Linked DNA regions of Mus musculus: region 2 is linked to region 1. Evidence: chromatin loops called from intact Hi-C (ENCODE). Cell type or tissue: heart. All regions are shown on one strand. Each heading gives the region's core, and the rest is flanking DNA. Links, peaks and the distances in the headings are about the cores only. Region 1 holds the start of Ssh1 (slingshot protein phosphatase 1). Region 2 holds the start of Coro1c (coronin, actin binding protein 1C).

What was found. Hi-C counts contacts between places; a loop is a spot of excess contacts. Peaks named below come from ENCODE experiments on the same cell type or tissue, not always from the same donor. Only the 100,000 strongest peaks of a DNase experiment are listed, where the experiment ranks them.
Region 2: it touches region 1 in a loop (2.0-fold over the local background); 1 of 42 quality-filtered maps calls a loop at or near these places.

The regions. Positions count from the first base shown.
Region 1 is chr5:113,985,797-113,994,119 of GRCm38, forward strand. It overlaps Ssh1 (slingshot protein phosphatase 1), which reads right to left and starts at 7,994. Exons shown (of 15, transcript NM_198109.5): 1 at 7,868-7,994; 2 at 3,850-3,890. The coding sequence starts at 7,936. Gm52825 (a long non-coding RNA gene) reads left to right here and starts at 4,026. Exons shown (of 3, transcript XR_003955978.1): 1 at 4,026-4,081; 2 at 4,218-4,471; 3 at 4,613-6,438. In heart, for the core only: CTCF peaks have their summits at 1,077 and 5,034 (motif pointing left); DNase peaks (open chromatin) are centred at 995, 6,725, 7,495, 8,115 and 3 weaker places; H3K4me3 peaks cover 2,522 bases; H3K27ac peaks cover 3,359 bases.
Region 2 is chr5:113,904,910-113,913,232 of GRCm38, forward strand. It overlaps Coro1c (coronin, actin binding protein 1C), which reads right to left and starts at 3,797. Exons shown (of 11, transcript NM_011779.3): 1 at 3,702-3,797. In heart, for the core only: CTCF peaks have their summits at 3,103 and 3,979; DNase peaks (open chromatin) are centred at 2,222, 3,292, 4,012 and 5,836; H3K4me3 peaks cover 4,693 bases; H3K27ac peaks cover 4,100 bases.

The DNA of each region.
Region 1 (8,323 bases), core at 201-8,200:
TGGGATGGTCTGGGGGATGCAAATGAGCAGTGTCTGTGAAGAACAGCAGCCAGAGGCCAGACCTGGACCCAGAACTTCCTTGTTAGAAAGCAGGATGTTGTCCTCTGCCTGAAAAGGGAGGTGAACTGTCAAGGCTCTGAGTCAAGAAGCCTGAGAGGCAGGCTAAGAGGAAGAGCAGAAACCAGAACTCCCTGCTGCACGCCCGGACCAGGAGAACTCAGGACCCCACTCCTGGGGTTCTCCCTGGGGCCACAATGACTTTGGGATCCTGCTGTGAAAAGGGCTTAGCTCTTCCTGGATGGATCTGATAGCTCCTGGCAGCAAACTCAAAGAGGAGTTCTAGGTTCTGGTCCTGGGACTGCCTAAAGCCCTTTCAGTCAGGTTCCTTGTCTGTGGGTCCAAAAGAACTGACTCATCTGGACAGACTGACTGGACCCTGGGCTACCAGCCTGGAGGCACAACGCTTGCTCGAAAGTTCTCCCCCCTCCCCCCACGGCTGTCTTTGTTTTTAAGCAGGGTCTTGCAATGTAACCCCAGTTGCCCTTGAACTCTGTAGGCCTCAGAGAGCTTCAGTCTCTAGAGAGCTGGGGTGACAGGCCTACACCACCACACACAAATACTTCACTGGAACACAGAGGTGTCAAAGTACAGAGACACCAACCCCCATCCTATGTCAGGCCTCCCCAAAGTGCCAAACCAGGAAACTTTCTCTTTTATTAGTGAGAAGGGACCACAGACAGACACAGTTTCTTATCACAGTTCTAAGTTCTCGGCTATAAAACATCTTCAAGCATCCTGCTAATTAAGGGCAATTAAAGACAAAGCTAGCTCAATGCTCTCCCTGGCCCAGTGCCCAGAGAGGAAGGGATGGACGGGTGGAGGGTAGAAGGAATTCTGACCCCAGGGAAGGGTCACAGGAGCAGGGCACAGGAAGCTGCAAAGGCTCTGGGGGCCCCACCACCCTCATCAAGTTCTCCTCCCAGTTCCGGGCCTGCACCCAACACGCAGATTCCACTGGCTCTCCTCCTACACACACAGCCTGTGCAGCAAAAAGCAGCCCATTACTGCCCCCAGGAGCCAGTGTCTCCGGCCCTGGAACCTTGACCTGGGCCACAAGCTGCCTCAAAGCCAGGCATGAAGAGCCCTTTACACAGTCTACCGTGACTGGCAAGGCTCTGGTAGCTGTACTCTCCATCACTTTGTTTTCTGCAGGTCAGGGCTCCCCACCACCACCCACGGCATCTTCACAAATAGCATGTTTCCCGATCAAAGTGAGAGGCTTCCTTCCATCACTCAAATGCACACAGTCCAAAGACAGGCCAAACGTGTTTCTAGAGCTTCTTCAAGAGTTTGGCAGGAGCCGGGCGTGGTGGCGCACGCCTTTAATCCCAGCACTCGGGAGGCAGAGGCAGGCGGATTTCTGAGTTTGAGCCCAGCCTGGTCTACAAAGTGAGTTCCAGGACAGCCAGAGCTATATAGAGAAACCCTGTCTTGAAAAACCAAAAAAAAAAAAAAAAAAAAAAAAAAAGTGTTTAGGCAGAACACGGGAGAGCATTACTGAGCACAGCACTCAAGACAGTAACTAAGCACAACACTGGGCACAGATAGCACTTGGCACAGTAACTCAGCACAGCACTCAGTGGTGTGAATTGCCCTGCTACTGTTGTATTTATTCTGATGTTAATTCTGCTTCCCCAAAGAACAGTCCCTCTTGAGGAAGCAGATCTAACCCTGATCATATTCATGTGATCTCATGTGAATTTTCTTGCCATTCTAGCTACTCAATAAAAGCTAGACCCTATGATTGGGCAGTGGAAGGGAAAGGTGCAACAAGAGGTTCTGGAGAGTGATGGGAGAGAGTACAGGAAGAGGAGGAAGCCATGATGGAGCAGAACCATGTGTCCAGGAGAAACCACAAGTAGGGAAGGGTCTTATAGCTGGGGAATAAGTTAGTAGTTAGATCTGCCCAGTCTAGGCATATAGCTAGACTTCAGATGGGCAAAGAGAAGGAGGTCTGAATTTTTGGCAAAAAAAAAAAAAAAAGTCCAGATGACTTTGGTGTCCCCTACAGTAACTGGTGACTAATATCTTTTTTTGTTGTTGTTTTTCAAGAAAGGATTTCTCTTATGGCCCTGGCTGTCCTGGAACTCACGGAACTCACTCTGTAGACCAGGCTGGCCTCAAATTCAGAAATCTATCTGCCTCCAAGTACCAGGATCAAAGGCGTTTGCCACCACACCCACTTGGTGACTACATCTTATGGGAATTTTACAAAATGTATTATCATTTCATGTTTCTAGGGATTTTGCCTGCATTTATCTCTATGTACCTATGCACACATGATGACCAAGGCCAAAAGAAGGTGTCAGGTCATATAAACTAGAGTTACGAGTGGTCGTGAGCCACCACACTGGTGCTGGGAACCAAACTCAGGTCCTCTGCAAGAGCAGCCAGTGTTCTTAACTACTGAGCCATTTCCAGCCCTTAAGAACTGTCTCAGTAGGGAACTGCAACCCTATAGGTGGAACAACAATATGAACTAAGCAGTACCCCGGAGCTCTTGTCTCTAGCTGCATATGTATCAAAAGATGGCCTAGTCGGCCATCACTGCAAAGAGAGGCCCATTGGACTTGCAAAGTTTATATGCCCCAATACAGGGGAACGCCAGGGCCAAAAAGGGGGAGTGGGTGGGTAGGGGAGTGGGGGTGGGTGGGTATGGGGGACTTTTGGTATAGCATTGGAAATGTAAATGAGCTAAATACCTAATAAAAAATGGAAAAAAAAAACTGTCTCAGTGAGCTCGGCTACCAATCAATCCCAATCTCACACGACACTTTTAATCCCAGCACTCACTCAGGAGGCAGAGGCAGATGGACCACTGAGTTCAAGGCCAGCCAGGTCTACAGTGAGTTCTAGGACAGTCAGGGCTACACAGAGAGACCTCATTTTGAAAAAAAAAAAAAAAAAAAAAAAAGCAAGCAAAAAGAAGTGATGTTCTGACTTCAAAAGTAGCAGCTTGTCCAAAGCAGAATGAAAAAACAGAGGGCATAGTACAATGATTGTTAAACACAGACAGGAACTTCTGCAAGAAAATATATCAGGGGCGACGAGAGGGCTGAGCGGGCATAGGACCTTGCTGCCAAGCCTGAGGACCTGAGTTCAATCCAAGGGACCCACATGAAGAAATGAATGCTCCAAACTGTTCTCTGATACACACACACAGACACACACAGACACAGACACGCTCACACACATGTAACAACAACAAAGGAAATGAAGGGCACAGAAAAAATACAGTTATTTGCCTCCTTTTGCAAATGACATCCCATATCAAGGCAGTTACAGGCTGCTGGTGTTTAGTGGTAGAGCCTTTGCTTAGCCTGCTTGAGACCCTGTGTGTGCTCAGCAGTTCTTCCTCCCCCTAAGCAGGGAGTAGCCAAGCACATACGATTTTTACTTAATTGTTCATTTACTGTGGTGCTGCGGATGGACCCAGAGCCTTGTACGTGATGGGCAAAGGACACATCCCAGGTTTTTTGTTTGTTTACTATGTAGTCCAAGCTGGCCTTAAAACTGCAACCCTGCCTCATCAGCTCCTAGAATCACAGGTATGTACTACAACCAGTAATCTCTACAGTAGTATTTCACCACGGAGCTTGGGCTGGCCCGGAACGTGCTATGTAGAGCAGGCTGGCCTCGAACTCAAAGAGATCCAAATCCCTTCTGGTAAGATTACGAGCTTGTAGCTTGGGCTTCCATGAAGACACGGTTATAAAACCATTTTTCAACCGTACAACAGTGCTCTTCACCTACTTCCCGGACCTAAGGACAAACGCCAAGTGGACTTACCTGAGGTTCAATTTCCGTTCTTCATCGCTGCCAGCCTCCAACTACAGGGAAAGAGAGAGAAAGTGTGTGACCTCACAGCCGCCACTATTAGCTCTGACAGCAGACTCCCCGGTGCCCGGCAAAGATAAAGGCATCCAGGAAGGAGGCTGCCGTGTTCGAGACACACCCCCTGCCCTCTCCATGCCAACCTGATGTGTTGTTCCTCTGAGTCACTCTCGCTCCACATTTTCAGGTTTCCTAATGTTTATCCCTATTTCTGTCTCAGCCGCCTGAGCCGAGCCCCATGGGCTCTGTTTCCCAAGGCTCTTTCAAGCCCTAGACTAGACAACACACTGACTCTGAGTCTTATTCTGGTTTTGTTTTTACAGGAAACGGGATTACCGTCTTAAGAAAACCTATTTCTTTGTGGAGCCAGGCACACCAGCAAGCCCGAGGAATACCACTGAAAAACTCCATCCCAAAGAAGGTCCACACACCTGTCACCCTGGCTACTTAACAGGCTAAGGCAGGGGAACCGTTTGCCCCAGGGATCTGAGAGCAGCCCAGATAACACAGCAAGCGGGCATGTCCAAAACCAAACTGAAACGAAAAGCCACGCCAGACAAGACTTCGGCCATGGAAGGTATCCGGGCATTGAATTCTAAATATCTTAACCCCATCACTACTTACTCCCCTCCCCACCTCTCCTTTCTGGGCAAAAACACAAAATGAGAAGAAAACACAAGGTGGTCCAGGAGGAGTTGGCGTGTTTTTTTTTTTAAAGCACCCACTGTGTGGAAGAGAACATCAGAGCAGTGTGACAGCCAGGACAGACACAAGACTGACTGGGGACCAGCCAGCCAGCCAGAGGTCAAGGGCAGCAGGAACTGGATCCAGAGCTAAGGTAGGAAGGGAACTGGGCAGTATGGGATATACATCAAGAGGAGACCATTTCCACCAAGAATGAGTATTCCATAAGGTGTCCCCCTTATATGAAGAGTCTATGTACAACTTTATAGATGTACACACTGGGAATGGACCGCGTTGGCTCCTGGGCTGTAAAGGAGAAGGGAAAAACCAGGGCAGGCCCCCCACACATTGCAGCACTAGACAGAAGCAAACAGCAGCAGCGGATCACCACATGTAAGGACTCCTTCAATAAGGGCCACTGGGGCATTTTTTTGGAGGGTGCTACTGGCATCTAGTGGGCGGAGCAAGAGGATGCTGCTGAAGGAGAAGCCTCCACCTCTGAGTCTCAGGGTCAGCAGCGAGGCTGAGAAGCCCTGGTCCCAAGTGCCTGGAGACTAGCCTGTGCCCATGAAAAACAGACCTTGCACATTGGTCCAAAACAATGTTGCTATACACCTAGGGGAAACAGTTTATGTATCTCTTTCTCAGCTCCCCTTGATCTCACAAAGGAATTCAATAAGGTCAACAGGAAAAGGACAAATACGAGATAATTAAAGATCCAGAAAGTATGGGGAGGTGATGGGGGACAAAAGTAAGAGGACAAGATTGCTGTGGGACCAAGAGCTGTGATTTCCCTTGGTTTCCCAGGCTTCACTGCTAACCTAGCTCTGTCAGGAAACCGCTGTCTCCCTGACTCATAAAAGAAGTGGCATTTGGATAACAGACTGGGGGAAAGAGGACACGGGCTCCGCAGCCATTGACTTCTTAGTCACCATCTGAGGTTTTCCACTGAAAGGTGATGTAAGGTCAGGAATGCCAGAGAAGCAGAGAGAGACGGCATCATCCCCAAAGAAACAATCCAGGCCCATCCGAAGATCTGACTTGGAGAGAGAGAGGAAGCCAAGTGGGAAAAGGATGGGCGGGAGGCACAGCCAATCGGGATTCCAGTCTCCCAGCACAGGGAGCACCTGCTGTCTACTCTCTCTGCCTTGCTCCTGACCTGGGCACATCGGGAAGGCAGCTTAGCCATCCCAGGAACATCCCAGGTGACAAAGGCATGCTCAAGTTAAAGAAAAGCCATCTGGGATTTTAGGGTTTGTGTGTACTTGCAGGTGTGACTGGTATGTGTTCACATGTGCATGTGTGTGTGTATGTGGCTGCTGGCGATGTCATTGTCTTCCATATTGAGTCAGGGTCTCGCTCACCTTGCCCATTCTTAATTTCACTAGCCTGGCCATGCAGCCTGTACTAGGGGTTTCCTGCCTCCACCTTCCACATTCCTAGGATGTAAAAGTCAAGAGGGCTCTGGGCCTCCTCACACTTTAAACATTGGCTTTCTTCTGGGCTTTCTCTTCTGTTAATTGGTCATTGGGAGATCATCATATAATGATTTAAAATGGAGGCTGGAAGGGGGCTGCAGAAGAGAGCTCCGCAGTTAAAAGCATTTGCTGCTCTTCCAGAGGACCTAAAAGCAGATGCCCAGATCCACAACCTGCAGCTCACAAGCCCCCTGTAAGCCTAGCTCCACAGGATCCAACATCCTCTTCTGGTCTCCGTGGGCACCTGCATATGCCCAGAAGCAGACAGAGAGACAAACGCATGCACACACATGCATACACACCTTAATGTAATTTTTAAAATGTAGGTAGTGTGCGTAGTGCCAGGCACACACAAGGGTCTGGTTCAAACATTTAGTACTAAATAACATTAATAATAATAATAATAATAATAATAAAATGATTTTTAAAATGTCCTAATCAGTGTCCTGAAAAAAATTTACCCCCCATACAATGAATTCTTATAGAAAGGAAAGAAATGATTAGACCCAGTATGGGCAAACCTTGAGACCAGCACGCTTAGAGGGAGAAGCCAGACAGAGGCAACACTGCATATTTCCTGTTATATGAACTACAGCGTAGGCAAATGTAGAGAAGTAGGGGACGCCCCGGGGTGGGGGTGAAGCAAAGACAAGCGGTAACTGAGAAGGGCGGGGCGCTGAAGCTTCGGGACTGAGTGGCTGAGCGGGTGTGTCTACTAACGCTGACTTACATACTTCCAAAAGGTAAAGCCACAGGCTGTGAGTTACATCTCAACTAAAAAAAAAAAGATTAAAAGCCTAAAAATGTGTCTAATACAGGAACTGGAAGCGACCAAGTGTTAAATTCCCATAACATTATGGAAGTTGGCTAGAAATCCAGGCTGAGAGCCAGGTGTGGAAAGCTCTTCTGAACTGACAACATCTGAGACGCAGAGGCAGGGGGCCAGCCACAACTACATGATGAAGGAAGGAAGGAAGGAAGGAAGGAAGGAAGGAAGGAAGAGAATTTCGGCTGCAAAGGCCTGTACTGCCCCTCCCTGCTTCCCTATGCTCCTGTAGTTTCCTAGGAAGAACACAAGATAAAAGGCACTTTGTAAACTGTTGTAGGGGAACCGAGCTGTGTGGGAAGAGAGGCCTTACTACAATCTAACTTCTCAGTTGCCCTGCCTAATTGTGTGCAAAGAGGAGGCAACCAGAACCTTCTGCCTGCAGATAAAACTCATGAAAGAGTCTCAGACAGAAAGGGCCCTGGAGGCTTAACCTCACAGCCATTCTGCAAAGATGCCTGCCAGTCCCCGCAAGACGAGCCCAAAACGCACCAACACGGGCACGCAGGGGTGCTGAGCCAAGTCTCACGCAGACACACAACCCCGGGAGAGGGCCCAGATTCCAGCTGGCAACTTCCTGGGCCTGCGGGGCTAGCCCAGCACAGCGGGGCGTCCCCTGCAGCCGGCTGGGTCATCCGGGGTTTACTCCGAGGCCTTAAGCTCATCAGGGGAAGGGGGTGGGATGAGCCCGGCTGGGGTAGCACAGCCTGGGGCAGGCCGTCCTGAGGACCCGGACGCTCCGGTCCCCATCTACCCCGATTAAGCAGCATGAGCTCAGGCCCCGAGCGGAACCCGAGACCCTGCAGCCCAGAGCCGACCAGAGCCTTTCCTGGTGCCCTGCGATCTGGAAGCATCCCCCCCCGCCCCCCCACCTCCGCGACCCCAGCCCGGCGCATGCTCAGTCACCGGGACGCGGGGACGCCCGCACCCCAAGGGCGGACGCACCTCCGCCTCACACCTTGTGGGAGGGTGCGGCCGGGCTCACCTCGCTGTTGCTTGCGGAGGAAGACGCGGCGCTGGGCGTGGGAGAGCGCTGAAGGGTCACCAAGGCCATCGCGGCGCGGGCCCGGCCCGGGGCCTCCAGCAGCCGGCCGGGCAGCCGCGCCGGGCCCGCCCCTCGCTCCCTCCCTCTTCCCTCCTCCCTCCCGCAAACTCCCCACCCCCCACCCCCTTCCCCGGCTCCGGAGTCCGCCGGGCCCGCAGCGCTCGGGCAGTGATGCGCATGCGCCAGTGACCGGCCTGGGGCGGGCCCCGCCGCGCGGTCACGTCCACTCGCGCGCGCCCCCGCGCTGGCTGCAGCCGCCCGGCCTGGGCCCCTCCTCCGCCGCTAGACTCGCGGGCAGCGTAGGGAAACTGAGGCCTCCGAAGGCAAGGCCAGCAGAGCAAAGCTGCCCAGAGTTTGTAAAAGACTCACTCGTTTATTCTTTCAAGGAAAGTTACT
Region 2 (8,323 bases), core at 321-8,320, 81 kb before region 1:
GCTCTCACGAAACACTCATCACGATCGCGGATGCAACAGAAGCCAGACCCACAGCGTACTCCTCCCCACTCTGAGGCTGACTAGAACCAAAAGACAGAGAACACAGTGGTCACCGTGAAGAGACACAAAAACTGCAGCCTTCACTCATTGTGGGTTAAAAAACCGCCCAAAGCTGCAGCTGCTTTGGAAATCACAGTTCCTTTGGAATGGCAGTTCCTTCAAAGAGTTAAATACAGGCTTATCAGATAACCAGCAATTCCACTCTCAGGTCAACACTCCAGAGAAAAGAAAATACATTTTCACATAACGAGTGCTCACAGCCGACTTACTTGTAGTAACTAGCCCAAAAGGCAAACACCCAAATACCCATCAAGTATGAATGAATAAACAAAACATGGTATGGCCATACAATGAAATATTATTCAAGCATAAATAGAGTATTCCACATTCACTACAGAATGCATAAATCTTAAAGTATGCTGATAAAATGAGTGACAAAGACCACCTACTAAAGGCTGTACACATGTCTGTCTGTCCTAGGGTGACATATTCACAGAGGCGATCAGTGGAAGATCACTGAGAAGGAAGAAGGCTTGTGGGAAGCTGTAGTGCCCAGGGCGCTTCTCGCCTGGGTGGGGAAATACTCTCAACTGAGTTCAGTGGTTAAATGGCTGCACTGCTCTGTGACAACCCCACGCCCCCGTGAGCTGTGCACCTTAGGTGAGTTAAGTGCATGGTATGTGAGTCATAGCTCAATAAAGCCTCTGTAAAACAAAAAAGAGCCCACTGTGCGCTGTCAGGGGACGAAGCAGGTGCTAAAATAGTAGTGAGTCTTGCCCGTGAACTTCAGAATCTCAACTAGGGCAAGGAAAACCCAAAAGATTCCATTCCTCAGCATCTAGGTCCTAGGCTGTGCTGAAATATTCATGAAGAATTCCGTGTTTTCATACAGTAGCCATCTCTAGTTTAAAAGACACTGGCAAGTACCAGAAGAGTTCTGATAGCTCCCCGACACAGGGAAGCCATCGGATGGAGCACAAGCCCAGGGGCCTTCAGCACCGGGTCAGTAGGCTGAGTTTGAATGTAGCTCGCACTGGGCCACCCCACCCCCACCCCACCCCACCCCGGGAGAGGTCAGGCACTTCAATTACTCTGTTTCTAAAGCACCGGTTTGTGACATATCAAAATACTAAATGAATGTTGTGCTCTCGTAAAAAAACTGAGTCTTCCACACCCCCACTTATTTAGCTAAGAAACTAATAACATCATTTCAAACATTCTATCACATAAGCACTAGAGCGACTCCCCACACAGCTGGAGTGGATCCCAGAAATAATGTTTAAAAATGGTATTTAGCAATCCGGAATCTAATCCTAATTTATACACAGACACAAATACTGATTAGCGTGATCTGGTCGGAATAACAAATAACCATGAAAACTCTAATGCTTCTGCAGTGACATTTCTCCAGGATATTTATGTTAAATAAATTCATGACACTTAAGAGACTGGAAAGATGTGACTAAGATTAAGTTAGAAGCACTTGCTGCACTTCAAGAAAACCCACGGTCAGTACTCCACCTGGGCAGGTGGCTCACAACCCTCTGCTACTCCAGCTCCAGGGAATCTCATGTCGCTGGCCAGCAAGGGTGCACATATATGCACATAACCACCAACAACACCAACACACACACACACACACACACACACACACACCTTAAAATAATAATTTTTAAAAACCTTGTAAATTCATCAGGCTTTAATGTACTGTCCACAAGTAAAATACACATGCGCTCGCGCACATGCGCACGCACGCACACAAACACACACACACAGAGAAAACATGTTCTGATTTCTTAAAAAAGTATGTGTCTGTGTGTGTGACTGTCAACTACCAAAAGACAGAGCACTTGTAGAGCTATGATATAAAGCAATTCTGCTCTACCACATTTTTTTTCCTGTTTATATATGTTTCAGTTCTAGTTACTATTGCTGTGATGAGACACCAGGACCAAAACAGCTTGGGGAGGAAAGGGTTAATTCAGCTCACACTTCCACATCACAGTTCATCATCAAAGGAAGTCAGGACAGGAACTCTAGCGGGCGGGAACTTGGAGGCAGGAGGCTGATGCAGAGGCTGATGGAGGGGTGCTGCTTACTGTCTTGCTCCCCATGGCTTGGTCAGCCTGTTTTCTTATAGAACGCAGGACTGCAAGCCCAGGGGTGGCCCCGCCCACAATGGGCTCAGCCCTCCCACCATGAATCACCAATTAAGAAAAGGCCCCACAGGCTTTTCTATAACCTCAGTCTCACTTTTTCTCAACTGAGGCTTCCTCCTCTCTGATGACTCTGGCTTGTGTCAAGCTAGACAGAAAACCAGCCAGTACAATATGTAACCGCCGCCTAGATTCGATGTTTAATGTCAGGCTGGCTATCCAAACATCACTGCGTGTGACACACACTCCCCAAGTCTCCCTAGGTCAGTGTTCTCTAACATGTCCAGAACCAAGCACTGTGTTCAGCTGCTCTGAAGCTGCGGACAGACAGGAATATGAACTACCATTTGCCTTCACACCCGAGAAGGAGGCAGGAAGCAACTACTTGTACTTCATCATGTTCTTCCCTCTACTAGCAGGCCCTGGTGTCAGGGTGCTGCCAGACAAGGACAATAAGACGCTTTATTATATAGGGTGACTAAGAGCCTCGCAAGTACTGTTTTAGAATATAATCCCGGTAGGGAAGGCCACGGGATGGGAGTACAATTATTTCGTGCCAACCATTTCCAAAACTAAACATATTGTGGCCCTGCGAATAAGCACGCTCTGCGGTCAATTCTCTTTCAAATGCTTACAGGAAGCAATTCCGGGAGAGACGAACAACTTGCAATTTGCTTCTCACTCTGAATCCCACGACCGAAATGTGTAGAGCAAGCCGTTCTGACACCACAAAACAAGGGCAGCCTACATGAAGGCCAAATATAGGATGTGATTCTAAACCACGACGGAGAGAAAGCCTGCATTTCCTTTTCCAGCCTGCAAAAAAAAACCCTTTGAACACTCCCAAAAAAGGACGTCGGGGCCGGCACCTCCCTCCGGGAGGAAGCCCCTTTCTTCTCCGAAAGCCCTGCAGCCGGCTACTTCCCCCCAGCTCATTCACATCACTGGAGATAGATAGGGCTGCTGTGCGTACGCCCGCCGGGGGACCGGCGGCAGAGCTGGGCTGGGCGTCCCCACCCTCCACCTCTGATGTCATCCTAGCCATCTCGGCGCGGCTGAGCCCCACCTGCCCCGCGGGTCACTAGGTTCCGCACCCGGGACAGGGTTCCTCCTCCAGGCCACGCCACTGCAGCCCGCCCCCGCCCCAGGTCTTCAGGGTCCAGGAGGCCATGCACTGCGAGCCAGGCGGAGCCCCGCCCGGGCGCGCCCCGCACACCGGGGGTCCCCCGCGGACCCAGCCCCACGTGAGCGCTCGGCCGCAGGCTCTTCGCAGCGCTCAGACACCGCCTCACGGCTGCCGGGCCCACGGCTGCCCGCAGACGGCCATTCCCCAGCCGCAGCGCCCGGGGCATGCGCGTGCGCCCCGCACCACTCGGCGCCGCCGGCTCCTGTCAGCCGAGAGCTTCACACGCGGGGTCCCGGAGGCCGGCCCGCCCGCCCCGGGCTCGCTCCGGAGCTGCCCCGTCCTGAGCGCGCGCTGCTTACCAGAGCCCGGGTGCCTGAGGCGCCGCCGAAGTCCCTGCTGCAAAGCCCCGCGAAGCCTCCAACCGCTGCCGCCTCCCGCCTGGCACTGAGCGCCGCGCGGGGGAGGGGCGCGGCCGCCGCTGCCCAGGCCTTCGCGCGCGCGGGCCCCGCCCCCGCGCCGGGGCCGCGCCCAACCAGCGCCGCCGAACCACGCTTCACCACGCCCACTTCCGGAAGGTCCCGGTTAGATGCCCGGCTCTCCTTAGAGCGCCCCCTGTGGTGGCGCGGGGAGGTGCAAGGAGACTCGGAGCCCACGCCCGCTTTCCGGGGCACTTGAATGGCCGGGTGGCCACGCCCACGGGCTCCTTCCAGCCCCACCCAGGTCTTTAGAACCAGAGCGGGCGTTCTTAAGCTCCACCCACGGCCCTGCAGAGCCTCTCTATGAGGATGGTCGTTTGAGCGCATCTAACTGCCCACCGAGTCCGTGAGCAGGGCTTGGTTTCCCCCCGCCCCCAAAACCTAGCTTCCCCCAGTTGAGCGCCGCAAATCCCCGCTCGGATTTCCTGAAGACCCGGGGAACCTATGATCATCCTATTTGCTGTACCTCAAGCCCCGCCCACAGCCCTGAGCGTACTTAAACCGTAAGCCCCGCCCCAAGTTCTTAGCCCCACCTCCATCAGGGCTGGTTCAACCCTCTCACCCACGCTCTCTCCCACTACTCTCCAGGGCAGGGTGGCAACCCTTGGGCTGGACCACACCTATGAGAGAGAGCTAAGGAGAAGCAATGAAGACTCCCTGGCTAAAGTCCCTCCATATGAGCACGTGGATATGTGTCCTAGCCCTGTTACTCTCAAATGAAGTGACCCAGGGACCATTTCACTCACCTCTTTGGATTTCAGTTTCCTAATCTTGAGTGTAAGGTTATCCCACTATTAGCCAAAGCCCCTTCAGAAATATCAAGCTTTGAAATACCAAGATCTAAGGAAACTGCGTCCAGAGATCTGGGCCAGCTGAGGGGTTGGGCCATTTATTTCCCAAAGCAAGGCATCTTTACAATTCGCAGAGGGATGAATTTTCACTTTGTTTTAGCCTCAGAGATGTCCAGGAATCTGTGGTCGGCATTCAGTGGTAGAACCCCTGAATTCTTGTTGCAGGAATTAAGATAAACTGCCACCTCAAAACAGAAGGCACACGCCTTTAGTCCCAACACTGAGGAGGCTGAGGCAGGTGGATCTCCGTCAGTAGTTCCAGGCCAGCCTGGTCTACATACTGAGTTCCAGGACATCCAGGGATATGTAAAGAAACTCTGTCTCTAAATAAGTAAATAAAATAAAATTAGGCAAAGTGTGTGTGTGTGTGTGTGTGTGTGTGTGTGTGTGTGTAAATTATGTGTTGTGTAAATCTAGGTCTACCAGAATGAAGCAGCTTGCTCAGCAAGTTTTTACTCTCTGCAAAGCTCAATTTTTAAAGATTGGTGTGTTTATTTTACGTGTATGCCTCTGTGTATGTAATTACACCACCTGCATGCAGTGCCCTCATAGGTCAGACCAGACTGAGCTAGCCTGAATCTGGAGTGTCCGCAGGCTGTCAGAGGACTACTGTGGTTCCGGGAACCAGGAGTCCTCTGAAAAAGCAGGAAGTGCTCTTGATTGCAGAACACCTCTCCAGCGGGAGCTAGGTTTCTTTATCTGTGACTACAATAGCAGCCCCTCCCAGGCAGAGCTCAGTTTCTGGCTTCTCTCTCTCTCTCTCTCTCTCTCACACACACACACACACACACACACACACACACACACACACACACACGGCACCTATTGCTGTCAAGGCAGCGACTCAACTGTATGGAGAGTGGGTTGTGTTTTGCCTCTAAGCAGCTTATGCTAACTGGAGGGACTCAGTACTTCGTACCCGGCAAGATTTGCCACTCCACTTAAATGAGGTAGAGGCGGTAATGCTCCTGTTGCAGTCACCAGGCATATGGTGATGTAGAAAAACCAGTTGCTTTTGTTATGATCATTATACTTAATTAAACAAGGGGACAGACAGTGGGGGCTGAGTGTGTCGGGGAGTCCAGAGAGCACAGACTGCTTGAGAGAGAACTGAGAAATACAGAGAACACGAGCCACGCCTTTGGAAACAGAAGCCATCCAGCTGATGCTGCAGAATTGTCAGAAATTCTTTCAGCAACCCAGTGGCCATAGAAAGACTTCCCAAAATCCAGCAATAAAGATGAAGACATGGAGACTTGGAGGCATTGACTTGCCAAAAATTACCCTGCATGGACCAGGTAGAATCCTCATCTGTCTGACAGCACAGCCTGCTCTCTTAGCTGGTTAGTGATTACCCGGACGGCCTCAGGGGCAGGGGACGGAAGAGAAAAACCATGGACTTTGGATTCTGACAGGCTCGTTTAATTAAGAATGAACTTAAGTCCTTGTGTTACAGATATTAGACAAATCAGTTTCTCTTGTCTTATAGAGGTGTGTGTGTGTGTGTAGTGTACATGCAACTATGTGTGAAGTGGGTGTATGCATGCTGAAATCAAATGAGGACATCAGGCACCCTGCTCTGTCAATTTCCACCCTATTCTATTGAGACTGAGTATCTCACTGAACCTGAAGCTGGGCTGGAACCCTTCAAGAAGCCCCAGAAGTCCTCTCTACACCTCCAACAGAGCTAGGCGCTGGGGGGTGGGCAGGGCAGGGGCAGGGCTGGGGGAACTGCAGCTGTCTCCAGCATTTAAGATAGGTACTGGGGATTTGAACTCAGGTCATAAAGCTTGCACAACAAGAGCTCTTACCTGCTGAGTCCCATTTCTCTACTTTTTCTCCTCTCTATATAAAAATGCAAATGCTTCAGGAAGTAATTTGGAGGAAAGAAGAGTTTGAGGTTTCGTTTGTTTGTGACCATGAGGCTCTAGCCCAGGGCCTCTACCAGTGAGCTCACCCCAACCCTCCCAAATACCCCGACGCATGCATGTTGAGCACAGATACCTGTGCACATGAGGAGGCCAGAGGACAACATTGGAAGTCTTTATCACACCCTACCCTATCTCAAAAAAAAAAAAAAAAAAAAAAAAAAGCTTACCAAGTATTGACTACTGTTGTGTAACAGTTTCCTCCAAGATTGAAACATTTCATTCTTCTGGGAAGCTCCTTAAGCAGAAAGATAAACAACTTACAATGCTTCAAGGAAGTCCCTGAAACTGACCAGATTCATTTGCCCCACCCTGCTGGAGTAAGCAATAAAAGTGTGGTGAGTTTCTCTCAGCCAAGCCCAGCTACAAAGAAGACTCTGAGATCAGACCAGCTGCCTGGAAGAGGTTTAGACCAACCCAGGCACCTGGAAAGAGCACTCTAACCTGTCGAAATACCTGCAGGCTGTGCAGTGTGTTCCAGGTCCCCAACTTTGTGAGCTGTCATCCATGCTGGAATGGGCTTTGGTGATGTAGCTGTCTGTACTAGCTGATTTTGTGTGTCAACCTGATACAGGCTGGAATTATCACAGAGAAAGGAGCTTCAGTTGAGGAAATGCCTCCATGAGATCCAGCTATAAGGCATTTTCTCAATTAGTGATCAAAGGGGGAGGGCCCATGGTTGGTGGTGCCATCCCTGGGCTGGTGGTCTTGGGTTCTATAGAAAGCAAGCTGAGCAAGCCAGGGGAAGCCCTCCATGGCCTCTGCATCAGCTCCTGCTTCCTGACCTGCTTGAGCTCCAGTCCATGACTTCCTCTGGTGATGAACAGCAGTGTGGAAGTGTAAGCTGAATAAACCCTTTCCTCCCCAACTTGCTTCTTGGTTATGATATTTGTGCAGGAATAAGAAACCCTAAAACACTGTCTTTGAGTCCTTTCTGCTTCTGTAAGTAACCCTTCACACATATTCCTGTATAACCCCAATAAACCTCATTGTTCACCAAGCTGACTTTGGTGGTATCTATATTTGGGTCTGTCTTGGGTTCCCTATCTAGGATGCATAGACATGTGTGTTCTCCCCGGGGAAAAGTTTTGTCACACAACAGCTCAATTGGTTGGCCATCCAGCTCTAGGGGTCTACCTGTCTTCACAGCCTAGCTCTGGAATTAGAGGTGCATGCTACAAACTTTAATTTCTGCACAGGTGTTGGGAATCCAGGTTCAGTTCCTCACACTTAAGCACTTTACCTGCTGTGTGTGCTATCTTTCCATCCATCCGTCCTCCCCCCCCCAGTCTTTGAAGGATGAAATTATAAGTAAGGTACCCAATTCCCATAGATGGCACCACAGTGCAGGTCTCAAGAGCTGAACTTCCCGCTGCTGTCTGTTTCTGCTCCTAGTTTTATCAGATTTCTGAGTTCAAGGCCAGCCTAGTCTACAGAGTGAGTTCCAGGACAACCAGTGCTATACAGAGAAACCCTGTCCCAAGAGAGAGAGAGAGAGAGAGTTATACTGAGTCGGAGAACAACTGTGCTGGAGTCGAAAGTCCCACCACATGAACCTTAGCATGTGAGTTCACAGATGTGGAACCCATGAAGCATCGAGGATCAACCACGTATGTGTGAGGACATGTATCAAACTCCTGTTCACTGTGGAAGCACCCTTGCGTCGCAACAGGAGAAGCTAGGTGAATACACTTCAGTGCTCTAGACTAGCGATGTCATCAGAGAA